Regions from separate parts of the Mus musculus genome. Here region 2 is linked to region 1. Evidence: chromatin loops called from intact Hi-C (ENCODE). Cell type or tissue: heart. All regions are shown on one strand. Region 1 overlaps Spns3 (spinster homolog 3). Region 2 overlaps Spns2 (spinster homolog 2).

The links. Peaks named below come from ENCODE experiments on the same cell type or tissue, not always from the same donor. Only the 100,000 strongest peaks of a DNase experiment are listed, where the experiment ranks them.
Region 2: it touches region 1 in a loop (2.1-fold over the local background); 1 of 42 quality-filtered maps calls a loop at or near these places.

What each region holds. Positions count from the first base shown.
Region 1 is chr11:72,515,606-72,523,605 of GRCm38, reverse strand. All of the region lies in intron 8 of Spns3 (spinster homolog 3), which reads left to right. Among named protein-coding and RNA genes, the nearest start is that of Spns2, 30 kb to the right of the region's middle. In heart, no CTCF peak of the experiment used is centred here; DNase peaks (open chromatin) are centred at 795, 1,415 and 4,205.
Region 2 is chr11:72,465,451-72,473,450 of GRCm38, reverse strand. All of the region lies in intron 2 of Spns2 (spinster homolog 2), which reads left to right. Among named protein-coding and RNA genes, the nearest start is that of Gm40194, 12 kb to the right of the region's middle. In heart, no CTCF peak of the experiment used is centred here; DNase peaks (open chromatin) are centred at 4,040, 6,210 and 6,982; H3K4me3 peaks cover 292 bases; H3K27ac peaks cover 4,157 bases.

The DNA of each region.
Region 1 (8,000 bases):
GACTGGGCTCTAGAATTTTGATTGATTATGGTTTTCTATAATGGTCTTTATCTTTTGTTTAGAGAAGTACTTCTCATTTTTTCTAGGATTTTTTATTTTTGTATTTAATCTAGATAAATCTAATTCTTGGTATATAAATGCCTATAGTATTTCCTTATAATCCTTTTGATTTCTGTGAGATTGCTATCAGTACCCTTTCACTCTTGATTTTGGTAAGCTGAGCATTCTTTCCTTTTTTCTGTGTCAGTTGAAAGGTTTGTTGACTTTGCTTCTTTTTTCCTTTCCTTTCCTTTAAAAAAATTGTTTTATGTGTGTATGTACATGGGCATGCATGCCAGTGTGTGTACTGATGTGTCCATGCACATAAGTGGATATATTTTAGTAAATGAGTTGTGTGTATGTATGTATGTATGTATAAATCTTTCATGTGTACAATGCTATACACATGTATATTCAGGTTGAATATGTATTGAACATACATATTGAGTTATGTTAATTTATATGCACCTTGTGTCCTTGTCTACCTGACTATGCCTGATGATTGCGTGGGGGGTATGTGTGCCTGGGTATATGGCCGAACATAGCTTTTTTTCTCACTTTAGTTGCTGTAACTACATTGCGTGGGAAGAAGGGGTTTTTGGCAGTACAGTGTGTCTGCTCCCAAATTGGTAGAGACCAAGTTTTCCTGTGTTCCATGGAAATGAAGTTTCCTGCACATATGAAGTCCAGTTTGGGGCTCTGTTCAGGCCCTGTGGCCCACCTGCAGGTGTGAGGGTTCCATCTCCTATCCTTAGGGCCTCTTGGCAAGGGAAGTGGACTTCCCGGCCGGTAATTAGGATCCAGACACATTCGCAGCAAGTCTTGGCTCACACCCCTTCCTTGGCCCTCTTCCCAGAGCTGCTGCCCTTCAGAGGAGAAGGGGTTTGTCCCTTAGAGGAGGTCTGAGCCTGATGCAGGGGCTCAACCATTGTTGACCTGTTGGCTGGAGGATGTGGCTGAATGTTGACAGTCCCACTTTGGGGGGACTTTGTGTTCAGGATGAAGTAACCAGAGTTTGGGCATGGCAAAGAGTGTTCACTGGGGAATCTGAAAGCCCAGGCTGCCATTTCTGCTTCCATATTTCCTGGTTGTATGATCTAGGGTAAGATACTGGCCTTGTGAACCTCAGTCCTCTCAGCAGTAAGATGGGAGGCTGCTTACCTGTAGTCTCACTGTGGAGGTAAATGAACTTTTGAGCCTGTTCTAGTTACTATGGTTGTGTAATGAAACTTGGCCACTCAAAACAACGAAAGCATTTGTTTTGCTCAGAGTTTTCAGTTAGGCAAGACTAGGTTGGAAGCAGAAGGGGTGACATCGTGTTTTCTATCTGAAGTCAAGTAGGCAAATGGGAAGGGCTGGATCCTGGAAGCCAAGCTGTCTGGCAGTTGATGAGAACTTAGCCGGAGTGCCTGCCCGTGTCTTCTCTGTGTAGCCTGGGCTCCCTTACAACACTGTGGTCGGATTCCAAGCATTAGCAGCTAGGGATAACTAGCTAGGGGAAGCTATCATGCCTCCTCTGACTGATCCTGGAAAGTTACTTTGAAAGTGTTGTATTCCCTTGAACTCTAACTTGTTGCTTAAAATAATAACAGGCTGGAGAAACAGAGAAAAACAGATTATTTTGATTTATGAGTATGTACATGTGAATATTTGTTTGGGTGCCTGAGAAGGTCAGAAGAGGGAGTCAATTTCCCTGAAGTTGTAGTTACAGGTATTTGGGAACTGTCCAGTGTGGGTTTGGAGAACTGAACTTGGGTCTTTTGAAAGCACAGCTGGTGTTCTTAACTGCTGAGTCATCTCTCCAGATCCCTAGAGTCTGTCTTTTGATGAGAGAGAGGATCAAGGACCTGAAAGAACATGTGATGACAAGATATCCTCATCTTTGGAAAATACAGTTGGTTGATGTGGCTTAGGTCTTCTTGTCCTCCATTCTCTGGGTGCCTCTGGGGTTTCACCTTGAAGGGAAGCATGTCTGTGCATACAGACAGGAGGCCCACTGGGTACCAGTCTCTGGCTCCACTCTGTTCTCACCGTCTCACCGGTAGGAAGTCTAGGGTTCAAGTTGTACCTGGAACCAAAGCTGGGGTTCCTGAACTGAGGGAATGCATTTTCTGATGTGTCTGAGATCTCAAGAGGTAGATCTGAGGCCAAGTCTTAGCCAGGAGGAGCAGCAAGGACCCCTGTCCCCATCAAATACATCCCAGTATGTCCTGTGTGACATATACCATTCTAAACATTGGGGGGGTGTTGTATTAAACAAAATAGCACACCATCTGCATGGAGTGAAATAAATGTATGTCAGAGGAAGATGCGTTCTGTGTGGATAACAGAAGAGAAAAAGACAAAGGATCAGGGCTCAAGGGGCCAGGGAATATAAGACTCTCTCTATGATGAATGCTTCAGTACTGACCAGAAGCAAGTGAAGGACAGAGCCACATGGTAGTGGGAAAGAGCAATCTGGAAGGAGAACAGCAGATGTTGAGACTCCAGGGAAGAGAAAGCGACTGGTGGGAATGAAGGAAATGTGCCTGGGATGGGGTGAGCCAAGACAGGGTGGAGGGAATGTGTTCCGAGCAATGGCAACAGGAAGTGGGGGATACAGATCGTGTAGGACCAGGAAGTGGGGGATACAGATCGTGTAGGACCTTGTGCCTACAATGTCTTTGGTTTCAGATGTGAACTGAGGACCAGTGAATGTGTCCTGCATACAAGCCAAGTGATCTAAGTGATGGTTTATAGTGGGGATCTCTTGCTGCCTAACAAATCACCCCCAAACTTAGTGGCTTGAAACAGTCTACTATAGTAATTATAATTATTGTTATTTTGAGGCAGGGTCTCGTGAGCCCAGACTGGCCTCTTTGCTGGCTAGTTTTATGTCAACTTGACATAAGCTAGAGTCATCTGAGAGGAGGGAATCTCAACTGAGAAAATGCCTCCATAAGATCAGGCAGTAGGCAAGCCTGCTTATAGAGTGATACAGGAGGAACCATCCCATTGTGGGTTGTGCCACCCCTGGGCTGGTGGTCGTGGATGCTATAAGAAAGTAGGCTGAGCAAGCCATGAGATACAGACTAGTAAGTAACACTCTTCCATGGCCGCTGCATCAGCTCCTGCCTCCAGGTTCCTGCCCTGTTAGAATTCCTGTCCTGACTTCCTTTGATGATGAAGTGATGTGGAAGTAGAAGTGAAATCTTTGTCCTCCCCCAGTTGCTTTTGGTCATAGTATTTCATCACAGCAACGGTGACCCTCACTGAGACAGCTTTGAACTCCCTTTGTAGCCAAGCATAACCTTGAATTTCTGATCCTCCTGTCTCCACCTCCTCTTCCCAGGACATGGAGTTACAGGTATACAACATCATACACAGTTTAAACAGTGCCAGGGATCAAACGTGGGGCTTTGTGCAGGCTAGCTGAGCACTCTGCCAACTGAGTCACATCCTTGGCCTTCAGTGATTTCTCATGGCCGGATGCTTTCTCTTCTGCTTTCTGTTTGTTTGTAACTGCACTGACCTGGGATGGGTGTAATGCCCACACTGACCAGTCTCCCGTGGCTCTTCTCTCTGGGACTCTGTATCCTTTGTTAGAGTAGATAAGCTTCTTTTTAGAACAATATCTAAGAGACCCAAGTGGAAGATGCAAAGCCTTTTAGTCCCCAGGAAGTACATCACTTCTGCCTTCTTCTGTTGTCTAAGGTATGTAGAACCCACCCAGGTTCACTGAGGAAGGGCACAGTGTAAAGGCATGAACATGATGTGGAAGGATTAACTGGGGGCATTTTGCAACTGCCAATCACACAGCTTAAGGAACTCTCTATGGGACTAGTGAGATGGCTCAGCAGGTAAAAGGGCCTGCTGCCAAGCCTGACACCCTGAGTTCGATCCCGGGGACCAACCTGGTAGAAGAAGAGAACTGATTTCTGCAAGCTGTCCTCTGGCTTTGTGGTCTGTACACATGTCTCTTGACCTCCTCTTTGCATGCACAAACACAAATATTAAATAGATAAGGGGAAAACTTGAAATAAAAAAGGCAGGGGAATTCTCTGACTTCTGTGTTGGAATGGAATGGGTGGTGCCAAAGTCAGGAAGAGGAAAATAATTAAGAGGTTTTTCCAATGACACAGGCCAACGAGGGCGGTGGCTTGAGTCAGGCTGGCTAGTGAGGAAGTGTGGAGAAGTGGTCAGGTTCTGGGTGTGTTATGGAAGTAGAGCAACAGGATTTCCTGACAGACTGGGTACAGAGCAAAAGAAAGAGAGGAGTTGAGAGTGTCTCTGTGGCTTGAGCGGCTGGAGTCAAGGAGTTGCTCTTTACTGAGGGGACGTCTGAGGGAGGGGAAGGGTGGCTGTTTTTAAAGTTCTGTGGGGTTCCAATTTAGGCATGTTAAATTTGGGATGTATATTAGTTGCTTTTTCTGTCACTCCAACAACAGCAACTTAAGGCAGGAAGGGTTTATTTTTGCTTCATGGTTTAAGGATGCACTCCCCGGGGCGGGGGCGGGGGCGGGGGGGCGGGGGGGTGGGTAGCAGTACCACGAGGCAGCTGGACATCCTGTGTCTCACTTCCTACCGCTGTGATAAAGACCATGGTCAAAAGTGACTTGGGGAAGAAAGGGTTAATTTCATCTTACAGTTGACAGCCCATCATGGAGGGACATCATGGCAGATACCTGGAGGCAGGAACTAAAGCAGTGGCTCAGGAGTGCTGCTTACCGAGGCTTGCTCCTGGGGCTTGTTAAGTTTGCTTTGTTATACAACTCAGGACCTTCACAGGGTAGCATCACCCCTGTGAGATGCACCCCCCCCCCCATCCCACAGTCATTTGGAAAATGCCCTACAGTCTGGCCTGTTGGCAGTCTGATGGAGGAATTTCCTCAGCTGAGGTTCCTCTTCCCCGATAGCTCTAGCTGGTGTCAAGTTGATGAAATAACTAGCCAGCCCACACTGCATTTGCAGTGAGGAAGCAGAGAGGCAAATGCTGGTGCTCTGCTCTCCCCCACCTCCTTCTCTTCCTCCTCCTCCTCCTCCTTCTTTTTAAACTAGGACAGGGTCGTACTGTGTACCCTTGGCTAGCCTAGAACTCACTATGTAGATCAAGCTGGCTTCAAAGTGATGGAGGTCTGCCTGCCTCTGCCCTCTGAGTTCTAGGTGTGGTGGGTGTGCCACCAATTGGCCTTCTCTTCTCTTTCTTTTCTCTTCCTCTTCCTTCCTTCCTTCCTTCCTTCCTTCCTTCCTTCCTTCCTTCCTTCCTTTCCTCCCTCCCTCCCTCCTTCTCTCCTTCCTTCCTCCCTCTCTCCCTCCTTCTCTCCCTCCTTCTCTCCTTCCTTCTCTCCTTCCTTCCTTCCTTCCTTCCTTCCTTCCTTCCTTCCTTCCTTCTTTCCTTCCTTCCTTCCTTCCTTCCTTCCTTCCTTCCTTCCTCCCTCCCTCCCTCCCTCCCTCCTCTCTCTCTCTCTCTCTTTCTCTCTCTCTCTCTCTTTCTTTCTTTCTTTCTTTCTTTCTTTCTTTCTTTCTTTCTTTCTTTCTTTCTTTCTTTCTTTCTTTCGTGTTTTGAGACAGGGTTCCTTGGCTGTCCTGGAACTCACTCTATAGACCAGGCTGGCCTCGAACTCAGAAGTCCGCCTGCCTTTGCCTCCCAAGTGCTAGAATTAAAGGCATGAGACACCACTGCCCAGCCCTCTTGCTTATTCAGTCCTGGACCCCTGCCCACAGGCTGGTGCTATTAACATTCAGGATGGATCTTCCCACCTCAGTTAGAGCTTTCTAGAAACATCCTCACAGGCATTGCTGGAGCTGTCTTCTAGGTGGTTCCAAATCCAGGCTAGGTGAACCATCCCAGGCTGTCTCTTGGGACATGCAGCTCAAGATGCCAAGAGGCAGCTTCTGTGTGCTAGCTTGGGCTTCAGAACGGAGGTTTAGGCTGATAACTCTGGGAGTTTATCTGGGAGTTTGATTGAAGTCACTGAAGTGATCATAGTTTGGGAAGAGAAATAACGTGGGGATAACCTTCCAGGCACTCACAGGCCAGAGGCTGCAGGTGCATGGCATTGCCATCATGAAGACAAGGTTGCAACCTACACTCTAGACTACTGTAGTGTATCAAATTATGTACATATATATGTATGTGTATATATATATATCATATTATATATTATATGTATTATTATATAATGTGTATGAGTATTTGATCTGTATGTATGTATATGCACCACATGCCTGCAGAGGCCAGACGAGAATGTTTGATTCCCTTGAACTGGAGTTATAGATGGTTGTTAGCTGTGTGGGTGCGGAATGCTGAACCCAGGTCTTCTGCAAGAGCAACCAGTGCTCTTCACTACTGAGTCAGCCTTCCAGCCCCAACTTCATATTTCACTTGGGGGGAAACTTAAAAGATGTAGTGGTTGCCAGGTAGGTCAGAGGCAGGCAGATTTTCGTGAGTTAGAGGCCAGTCTGCTCTTCATACTGAGTTCTAGAACTACAGTGAGATTCAATCTCAAAAGAGAAAGTAAATAAGTAAAATAAATCAGAAATCTCTGAGAAGTGATTGCTCTCAACACCCTGGTCTGTTTCCATCCACGTATGCCATTTCATTAGATGGCTGTCTTCCTATTTGTCTTTCTGTTCTAATTCTCAGGTTTATGTTCACTACAAATACTTGTGTTGTTGTTATTTTGAGACAGAGTCTCACTCTGTAGCCCAGGTTGGACCAGAACTCGGTTTGTAGCCCAGGCTGGTCTCAATTTCTTGCTTCAGACTCCCACATGCTGAGATTATAGGCACACAGTGAGCCATGGTGCACAGACACTGGGGTCGTGTGATTTTTTAAAATAACCTCTACAAATTATTATTATTTTATTTTATGTGTATAGCTGGTTTTTCTGTATGCATATCTGTGCACTATGTGTGTACCTGGTGGTCATGGAGGCCAGAAGTGTTAGATCCCTTGGAACTGGTGTTGCTGTGAGCCACCATGTGGGTGCTGGAAATAGAACCCAGGTCCCCTTGCAGAGCAGCCAGTGCTCTTAACCACCGAGCCATCTCTCCAGCAGGTTTTGTTTCTGGGAAGGCGGGTTGCATTCAGTTATCTATGATTTGTATGTGCATGTATGCATGTGCTTGTGTGTGCAGATGCTGTGATATACCTGTGGATGTTAGGAAACAATTTGCAGGATTCTGTTCTTGCTTTCCACTGCCTGAGTGAGGTATTGAACTCAGATTGTCAGCCCTGGGAGCAAGGGCCCTTGCCCAGTGAGCCATCTCACAGGCCCACTTTGTAATTTTTAGAACATATTTGTTTAGATATTAATTCACATGCCATATAACTCATATACTTAAAGTGTGTACCTCATGGTTTCCTATGTATTCAGAGCTGTGTGATCATTCACACATCAATTTTCCCTTTTGAGATAAGGGCTTACTATGTTGCTCAGACTGGCTTTGAACTCCTGAGCTCAAATGACTGTCCTGTCTCAGCCTCCTAGGTGTTAGGACACCAGGTGCCTGCAACTCTGCCCAGGCCCTGCACTGACTTTAGAGCCTTTACATCACCCCAGAGAGAGGCCTTGTACCCACTGGCAGTCACTCACTGTCTTAGTTACTTTTGTATTGCTGTGATAAGATACCAGGGCACACCTCTTCCAGCAAGGCCACACCTCCTAGTCCTTCCTAAAGAGTTCTGTCAACTGGGGACCTAGTATTCAAACACATGACTCTAAAGGAGCTATTCTCATTCAAACCACCACATTCTACTCCCTGACCCCTGAAGGAGGTGTGTTACCAGAAGAGGGCTTTGCGATTTCAAAAGCCCATGCTGTTCTCAGCTGTCATTGTGTCATGGTTGTTGTCTCAACATGTAAGTTCTCAGGTACGGCTTCAATGCCATACTTGCCTGCCTGCTGCCATGCTCCCCGCCAGGATTGTCATGGACTCCAACCTGGTGACACTGTAAGCCCCCAAATAAACTTTTTCTT
Region 2 (8,000 bases), 50 kb after region 1:
TCCATCCAAGCAATGAGTCCAGGCCCTCCTTTCTCCTTCCTGCCCTGCAGGTCCCTCCAGGCTTTAGACTCTGTACACAGTGATCACCCACCGGAAGGGGTCCTGGCCAATGGTAATATGGGAAAAATGGACTACACAGCTTTCTTAGACTCTGACATCTACTCCACATGGTCCCTGAGTTCCCAGGAACCTGGGTGAACCCCATCCCTCTGGTCCTAGCCTTGCTGATGATTTGGAAGGAGGCTGTACCCCAGCTTCTCTCATCAACTACCCTGAGTGTGGTCAGTCCTACCTGGCCTTTCAGGGACATGGAGCAGGTATCATCCCCAAAGAATGTGGGAGGCCAAGCCCTGTTTTCTTCCACAGCACCTCCTGAGCTGGATTCTTGCTTCATGAGAAGGCACATAGTGCCTTCTGATCTCCAGGGACCTGGCTGAAAGTGGACCAATACCCTACACGTATAGTCTCCTTTGATTCTTCCAGAACCCTAAAGGCTGTCTTTGCCAAGTTCACTTTCTGGTGAACGAGGTGGTCCAAGGGAGGGGAGCAACTTGTTGAGGTCCTATGGTAGAGAGACCCTGTGGTTGATGGAGTTTGAGTGTTTGGCATCACTGTGTCCCTGTCACGGTGGGTACCTCCCAGCCTTCTCAGAGTCTTGTGAGTCCTTGCCCTGTAGTCTTGACCTGCTCCCTGCGGTGTGTCCTCACCCTGTTGGCCACTTGAGCTGAGAAGCTGGACAGGCTCAACCAGGATGTGACTCAGTGGGTACCAGAGCAAGGCACCTAATTGGCCTGTGCCCCAGGCACCTGTCTCTTCCCTGAGTCCGATAAGGTCAGAGCTGGTCTAGGGCGCCAGCTAGGTGTTGCTGCTTGCCCGGATCAAAGGGCCAGGGCTGAGAACAGCACCAGCTTATTTGTGGGCTCCAGGGGCTTTGGGGCTGGGAGGCATGTGAGGAGATAGAGGTTTTGGCTTGGGCTTGCCCTTTCTTTTACCCCCTGGGAAGGCGTCCATTGTCAGCATGCCCTTGTACTCTGCTGCTGTCTCAGCTCTACCTCAGTAGCAGCCACACAGTAGAACTCTAGCCATTGGGGGAGCTCCCACAACCCACGTTGAAAAGGGTAGCAGCTACACAAACAGTTCCTTGGCATGCCCTGGGCAGGGTGCTATTTATGCTTAGACCCTGCTGGCAAGCAGATCCTCACCCTCAGTGGGAGTAGAAAATGCTATTCAGTTACCTCTCAGATGCAGGGTCTAGCGTGGGAGGCTGGATAGAGGGCAGAGTGTGCACCTAGCTGTAACTGGTGGCAGGTAAGAAGGTCTTCCCCAAAGAGGGAACATTTCAGTGGGGCTTTTTTCATGCTTGGGAAAGGACATCTGGTCAGTTCATAGGTAGATATCAGAGCCCCGCCCCCACCCACCCACACCTTGCTCTCCAAGCTCAAGAAAATATGAAGAGAAAACCTGTTTAAATTACATAGCTGCACTTGAAAGCTAAAGCTAACAGGGAATTCCCAGGTGCCAGAAGCAAAGAGCTAAAGTCAAAAGCTGGTGTGGGAGATGGAGCTGAAGTCATGTTTCAGAGCTCGGAGGGCAGTTGTATCTGCTGGGCACTTGGCAGTGTTCATAATGACATTTTCACAAAATTTTCAAACACACGCAGCACAGGATATCAAAGCAGGCTTCCCCTGAATGCTGGTTCTATAGCTCCCTGTGCATTGCTGGTCATCTTCCAGGTTGGCGGCTTTTTACCCAAAGCTCAGACCGGTGCTAGCTTAGACTTTCAGGGTCACAAGACAGACTCAGTTTCCTGCCAGGACTCAGGCAAGCTCCCGGATCCCAAGCTTGTCCAGGCTGGCAGACAGTTCAGCTGGTAGAGGTCCCACTCCCAGCAGATGTTGCCTCTGACTTTTTGCAGAGAGCCTGGTGCCAGTCCCAGTGGCCTCCGGCCTCTTTTTTCCATAGAAGCCATCTGTTTCCAGGGACCCCAGTGAGAGCAAATCCAAATGGCTCTTTAGGGAAGCCTTCGTGATCCAAAACTGACATGGACACAGTGACGGCTCTCCCTGAAGACAAACTCACATTCGAAGTGAACAGTGCACAGCAGGACAGACTACATGAAGAATGTATGATGTAGTGGTAGAGTGCTTACCCCACAGGCACAAGGCCTTCCGGTCCATTCCCAGCACCAGGGGAAAAATACAGATGCCACAGGCAACTCACCTTTGTGAGAGCTGGCAGCTGGTCCTGGAAGCAGCCTGAAGAGCTATAGATAATAGGCTTGTTTTTTTTTTTTTTAAGAAGATTTTAAAAATAGATATAACTAGCCAGGCATGGTAGCTCACATCTGAAATCTCAAGCATTTAAGAAGGCTCTGAATTTTGGGCTAGCCTGGACTACAGATTGAATTCAAGGATAGCCTGAGCTAAAGTGAGACTCTGTCTCAAAAACATGAGTAAACTAGACCCAGTTTAAGAGAAAATAAATTAGAAGATGAGTCTGAAGGAGTCAGCGTCAATGCAACACTGAGAAGGGGCAGTGTGTTGTTGTTTGTGATATTACCTGGTCTTTGTGACCTGTGATTGGTCAGCTGTGACCTTCCCTATGGGGAGAATGGAGGAAGTGGAGGCAGAAGAATCAGGAAGACATTTTTGTGAAAGGCTTGAAGGCTCAAGTTCCTGGGCTTTTGTCTTAGATCGATCGATAGGGCAGCAGAGAAGGCTTGAGAGCAGGGCGTGACCATGTGGTTGTATGCATCAGTGTTCACACTGTTGCCCAGTGCAGGAACGGATGGCAGAGGAGGCTGGAGGCTACTCAGGGCTTGAGTTTGTGGGGCCACAGGAAATGCCAGGATGGGGTAGGGATGGAGGAAGAGCTGGCTCAGAGTGAAACCAGACAGTGTCTTCAGGCCTTGTTCTTCTCAACCTTGATGAGTCCAGGAACATGCTCTGCTTCACAGACCAAGGTTCCATGGGTACAACTAGGCAGCCCCACAGCCACCCTCCCAGGAGACCCCAAAAGCCACCTATGGCTGGAGACACCAGCACAGGCTTTCTGTCCAAAGCAGAGCATAGACAGAGCAATAGTGCTGTTCTTCCTGCCTGAGGGCTGAGTGTGGACAGACCCCAGATGCCACTAGTGGAGCTATGTATGTTTCGTGTCTTCCCCATCAGTTGGAGTGGCCTGGGTTGGACTTGGATGGCAGAGGCTACCCACGTCTGTCTGAGCATCCTCCCTGCCCACAGGATGTGGAGGGTGGTGTGTCTTCTCAAAATAGCAGCCAGCTGGAGTCTGAACTTGGGAAACAACCCTGGTTCAGCCAGACCAGGCAAGGGCAGGAGGTAGGCTTCATGGCCACAGTGGCTTCTTAGCACCTACCTTGCCGTCTCTTACTCTGATGCCAGTTTCTGGGGTCATGCAGGTCCCACGTGTAGTGAGAGGGACATCTCCTACCATGGATAGAGCCACAGAGTGACTGCATGCAGAGCCCCTGTGAGGCCTGCTCCTGCCTTCTAGATGTCTGCACACTGAGTCCTCTGTCAGCCACAGGAGGTAGATGTCACCTCAGGAATGTCATTCAACCTGTCATCTGTCTTATTTTTCTTTTGTGGCACTGGGGATAAAACCCAGGACCCTGAACTTGCTAGGTAAGTGCCCTGCCAGTGAGCTATGTCCTAAGCACTTTTCATTTTACTTTGAAGCCTGAAACCTGCTTGGTAGCTCAAACTTGCAATCCTCCTGCTTCAGTCTTTTGAGCTCTAGGATTACATGTGTGCATTATCCATGATAATATATATAAACAAACACACACACATACCATATACCCTCACCCAGGCTCCTTTCCATTTTCTGATGGCCTTGAGCCAACCCTATGAAGGAGAGTGAGGCTTGGTGCCTGAGCTCTAATGCTGAGCTGGGACTCCTCCCATCAACAGTAGCCTGGGTACCCTCCCCCCTCTGCCTGGCTACTTGCCCTACAGCTCCATTGTCCTAGACCTGTGGGCTCAGCAAGCGTGAGCTGAGTGAGGTCTTCCCCACACCCTGGCCACAGGATGTCCTCGTGTATGCGGGAACTGCCGGGAAATCCACTCTGCCTACACTGAGGTTGGGGGTGGGGCGGGGTAGCTAGTCTGGTCTGAAAGCTGTCCTCCCACAAAGAGGGAGGCTGGGGTGGACAGCACAGGAAGCTTCTAGCTGTTGCTGGTTTTTATTCCCAGCAGAACTGCCTACTGGCTCTGTAGGCCTCTCAGTGCCCATTGTTTCTGAGGGACATATAGTTCTCTGTCCTTTGCTTGGATTGTTCCTCCTGTACCTATCCTAGCAGCGTACAGGGACTGCCATTGGCCAGTGATACCCCTGAGGGCTAGGAAGAGCTGGAGGCTCCTCATCAGGCTGCAAAGGTGACCTGGCACATTCCTGACCCTGAATTCCTTTGTTCTTAAAGGAAGTCATAAGACTGGCAAGCTGGCTAAGTCATCTAGGATGAGTCTCTCTACTCGCTGGGGCCTCAGTGGCTCCAGCTGTAATGTGGGTACAGAAAAGTAGGGCTCAAGTTTTCTGATGGAATGGAGGAGCTTGGGAGCACGGCAGGCCTGACTGGCAGGTGGAAACACGTGCACTGCTGTTCTGGGAGCCTACCTAGCTGCAGTGATCCTACCCACTGCAGGAGCAAAAAGCCAGAGTGGGAGAGCCAGACGGCCCTGCTGAAAATGGTGCCATGTGGCCAAGGTCCAGGTGCCTGCCTCAGGTTCCTTCAGTCACTCAGTGAGGGCTTTTGAAAGCACTCCCTTCACAGGGGTGGGATGGGACATGCTAGGCCTCAGAATGTAAGCCCAGTCCTGGTCTCTAGGGACGTGTGTCCCCCTGTGGCCTTCTCACGCTGCAGCCTGACCCATCTCCTGCTGTTCCCAGTATAGCATGAATATTCTCTGACGTCAGGGGCGTCTGTGGGGACCATCCTCTTCCCAGTCTAGCATCAAGTGATATGATTTAAAGCGAGGGCTTCAGAGTCAGCTAAACTACAGTTTAATTTTGACTCAGACATACAGTTGCCCTGTGACATCACTTCTTTCAGCTGGGTCATCTTCTCTGTAAGATGAAGTTAGAGAGAGAATCGACAGAAATGATGAATGCATGTGCCAAGTGTGTGTCCAGGGCCTGGTCTGTCATAACTGATCCATCAGTGACAACTGCAGGCGTTATTAACAATAAGCATCGTGCTTCATTAACCATCGTACAATATGATTAGAAGACTTGAAATTTATATAATGTGTGTGTGAATGTGACAGTGTGCGCGTGCCTGTGACAGTGTGTGCGTGCCTCTGTGTGTGTGTGTGTGTGTGTGTCAGTGTGTGTGAGAGTATGTGTGTGTGCTTGTGTGTGTGTGTGTGAGAGAGAGAGTGTGTGTGCGTGTGTGTGTGAGAGTATGTGTGACTGTGTGTAAGAGATAGTGTGTGTGTGTGAGAGAATGTGTGTGAGAGAGTATGTGTGTGTGTGAGAGTATGTGTGTGTGAGTGTGTGAGAGAGTATGTGTGTGTGCATGTGTGTGTGAGTATGTATGTGAGAGAGTATGTGTGTGTGAGAGAGTATGTGTGTGTTCGTGTGTTGTGTGAGAGAGTATGTGTGCATGTGTGCATGTGTGTGACTGTGTATGAGAGATAATGTGTGTGTGTGAGAGTGTGTGTGCGTGTGTGTGAGAGTATGTGTGCATGTGTGCGTGTGTGTGACTGTGTGTGAGAGATAGTGTGAGGGGGAGCGAGAGAGTGGTGTGTGTGTGTGTGTGTGTGTGTGTGTGTGTGTGCATGTGTTGTCATCATGGTGAACTCCTAGGCACGTTTCATTACCCACTTTGACATTAGCAGGATTTGGTGACCCTTACTGATTCACAGGCTTTAAGTACATCAAGCTGTGCAATTCATGGTAGGACCTGCACTTTGGCTAGACAAGAGGCACTGCCTACTCAGATTGTCTCTGCCCACTCCCCACCCAGTTCAGACTGGCATACAGAAGGCAGTTGTTCCTCTTCCCCTCTAAACATGTGTAAGCCCTTTGAGACTAAGCTTTTCCTCGTCCACATCCTGATCTGATCTTGGGCAGGTCTTAGGAGGCAGAGCTGACAAGAAAGCATTCTTTCTGTAGATGTAAGGAAATAATACTGGCCCTGGCTAATGTAAACACGAGCCTTGTTGACCCAGCCTGCGCCTCGGAGGGCAGGGCATGAAGCACCTTCCCCCACACTGTCTCATCCAATACTCAAGCCACCAGAGCAGCAGCTATTTTTATCTTCATTTTACAGATGAGGAAGTTGGCGTGGGGAGCTGGCTTAGAGTGGCTCATGAGAGTCGATTGTTAAATTTTTAGGAATTGTGTGAGCCGATTGTTAGACACAGCCATTGTTAGAACTAAATCATAATAAACTTACAACTGAGTGATCTGTACTGAAAGAAGCTGATAAATTCTCAGAAGTCATCGCTTCCTAATTACTTTCTTACATCAAGACATTATCAGTGTGCTTAAGGTAAACTCCTTTTATCTGAATGGTGGAAACGCCTATGACTGAACAAGGTACTAAGCTCTGAGCTTCACATCTCTTAGGTGACTTGGCCTCAGCCGGGTAGAGTGTTTATACTGTGGAGATGCACAACCCCCAGGCATCGTGGGGCCCCTCCTCTGTCCCTTTTTAGAGAACCTGTTTCTACACATTTACCAGCACATCAATGAGGCTGACAATGACAGAGATGTGACCTGGCAAAGGAGCCTACCTAAGAAGGTGCAGAGCTGGGGTTGAACCCTATGGCGCAAGGACTGATTCTGCCCAAAGCTTAAGTCACAGACCTGAATTACCAGGTCCCCTCTCCTGTGTTTTCAAGTCTAGCGGAGAAAAGAACCCTTCATGCTACTCTGAGCAACCCACTTTGCCCTGCTCACGCCCTTCCTCTCGTCATTGCTCCTCCCCCTAAATACTGTCTCCCCAGAGGCTGCTAAACCACATACACATGAACCTAGCGTACAGAGGTCAGTGTTGTCTGGCCATCTGCCTACTGGCAGTGGGACTGCCTTCCATGAGACAGAGGGGACTCCCTGTCTGTGTAGTTGGCCTCTATTCTACCTGGATCTCTGTATCTCACCTAGAACACCAACCCCTCCCATCATCAACAGTGGCATTCTCTCCCAAGTCCCTGAACATTACTGTGCTCTTGTCCCAGCAGAGCCAAACCAGGTCATTAGTTCTTTGTTCAGCATCTCCTGCCTTCCCCGTGAGGATCCCACTCCATCTGGCCTCTTAGCCTTGTCTTCCACCCTTCCCCCTCCGTCACTTTGCTTCAGACACTCTGGCCTCTTTCACGCCCCGCAAACACACCAAGTGCACTCTAGCTCTCCTTTCCCCGGTACTTCTATGACTGTTTCCTTGTCTCCTGCAGGTCTTTGCTGAGTTGAAATGTCACCGTCTCTTCTATTTAATACTGTATGATCTGTCTTCTCTCTCATACATGTATTCTCAATAAAATTTTATGATAATGTCTATCATACTCTAAGGCAACACTGGACTCTGGCTGTACAGAGCAGCAGAGATGTTTGGCAGAGATGTTCGAACAGGAATGGCCAATGCATCAACCTCACCTCGGTCACAGAAATGGCTTGGTTTTTGCCAGATTCCACCCGAGGCTGCAGGATCGTCCCTGTGCGCTCAGCTCCTGAGCTTCAGTTTCTCCTGGCTTTCTGTTTCTGCGGAAAGCCTCATCTTCCTCATGCATCTATCAGCAGCTGCTTCTTGCCACTCCTTCCTCCAGGCTGTGGTCCTTCATACACGTATCTCTTCACATACATTTCATATATCTATACATCTCCTGTACCTGCTTAATATTCCTCATACAGCGTGTTAATTATTACTACTATTTTGTTATTTATGTGCCTTTCTTCCTTAGATCATTAAGTTCCGGGAAGGCAGGAATCTCCTGTTTATCTACCCATGAATCCCAAGCACCTAACGTATGTTAGTATGT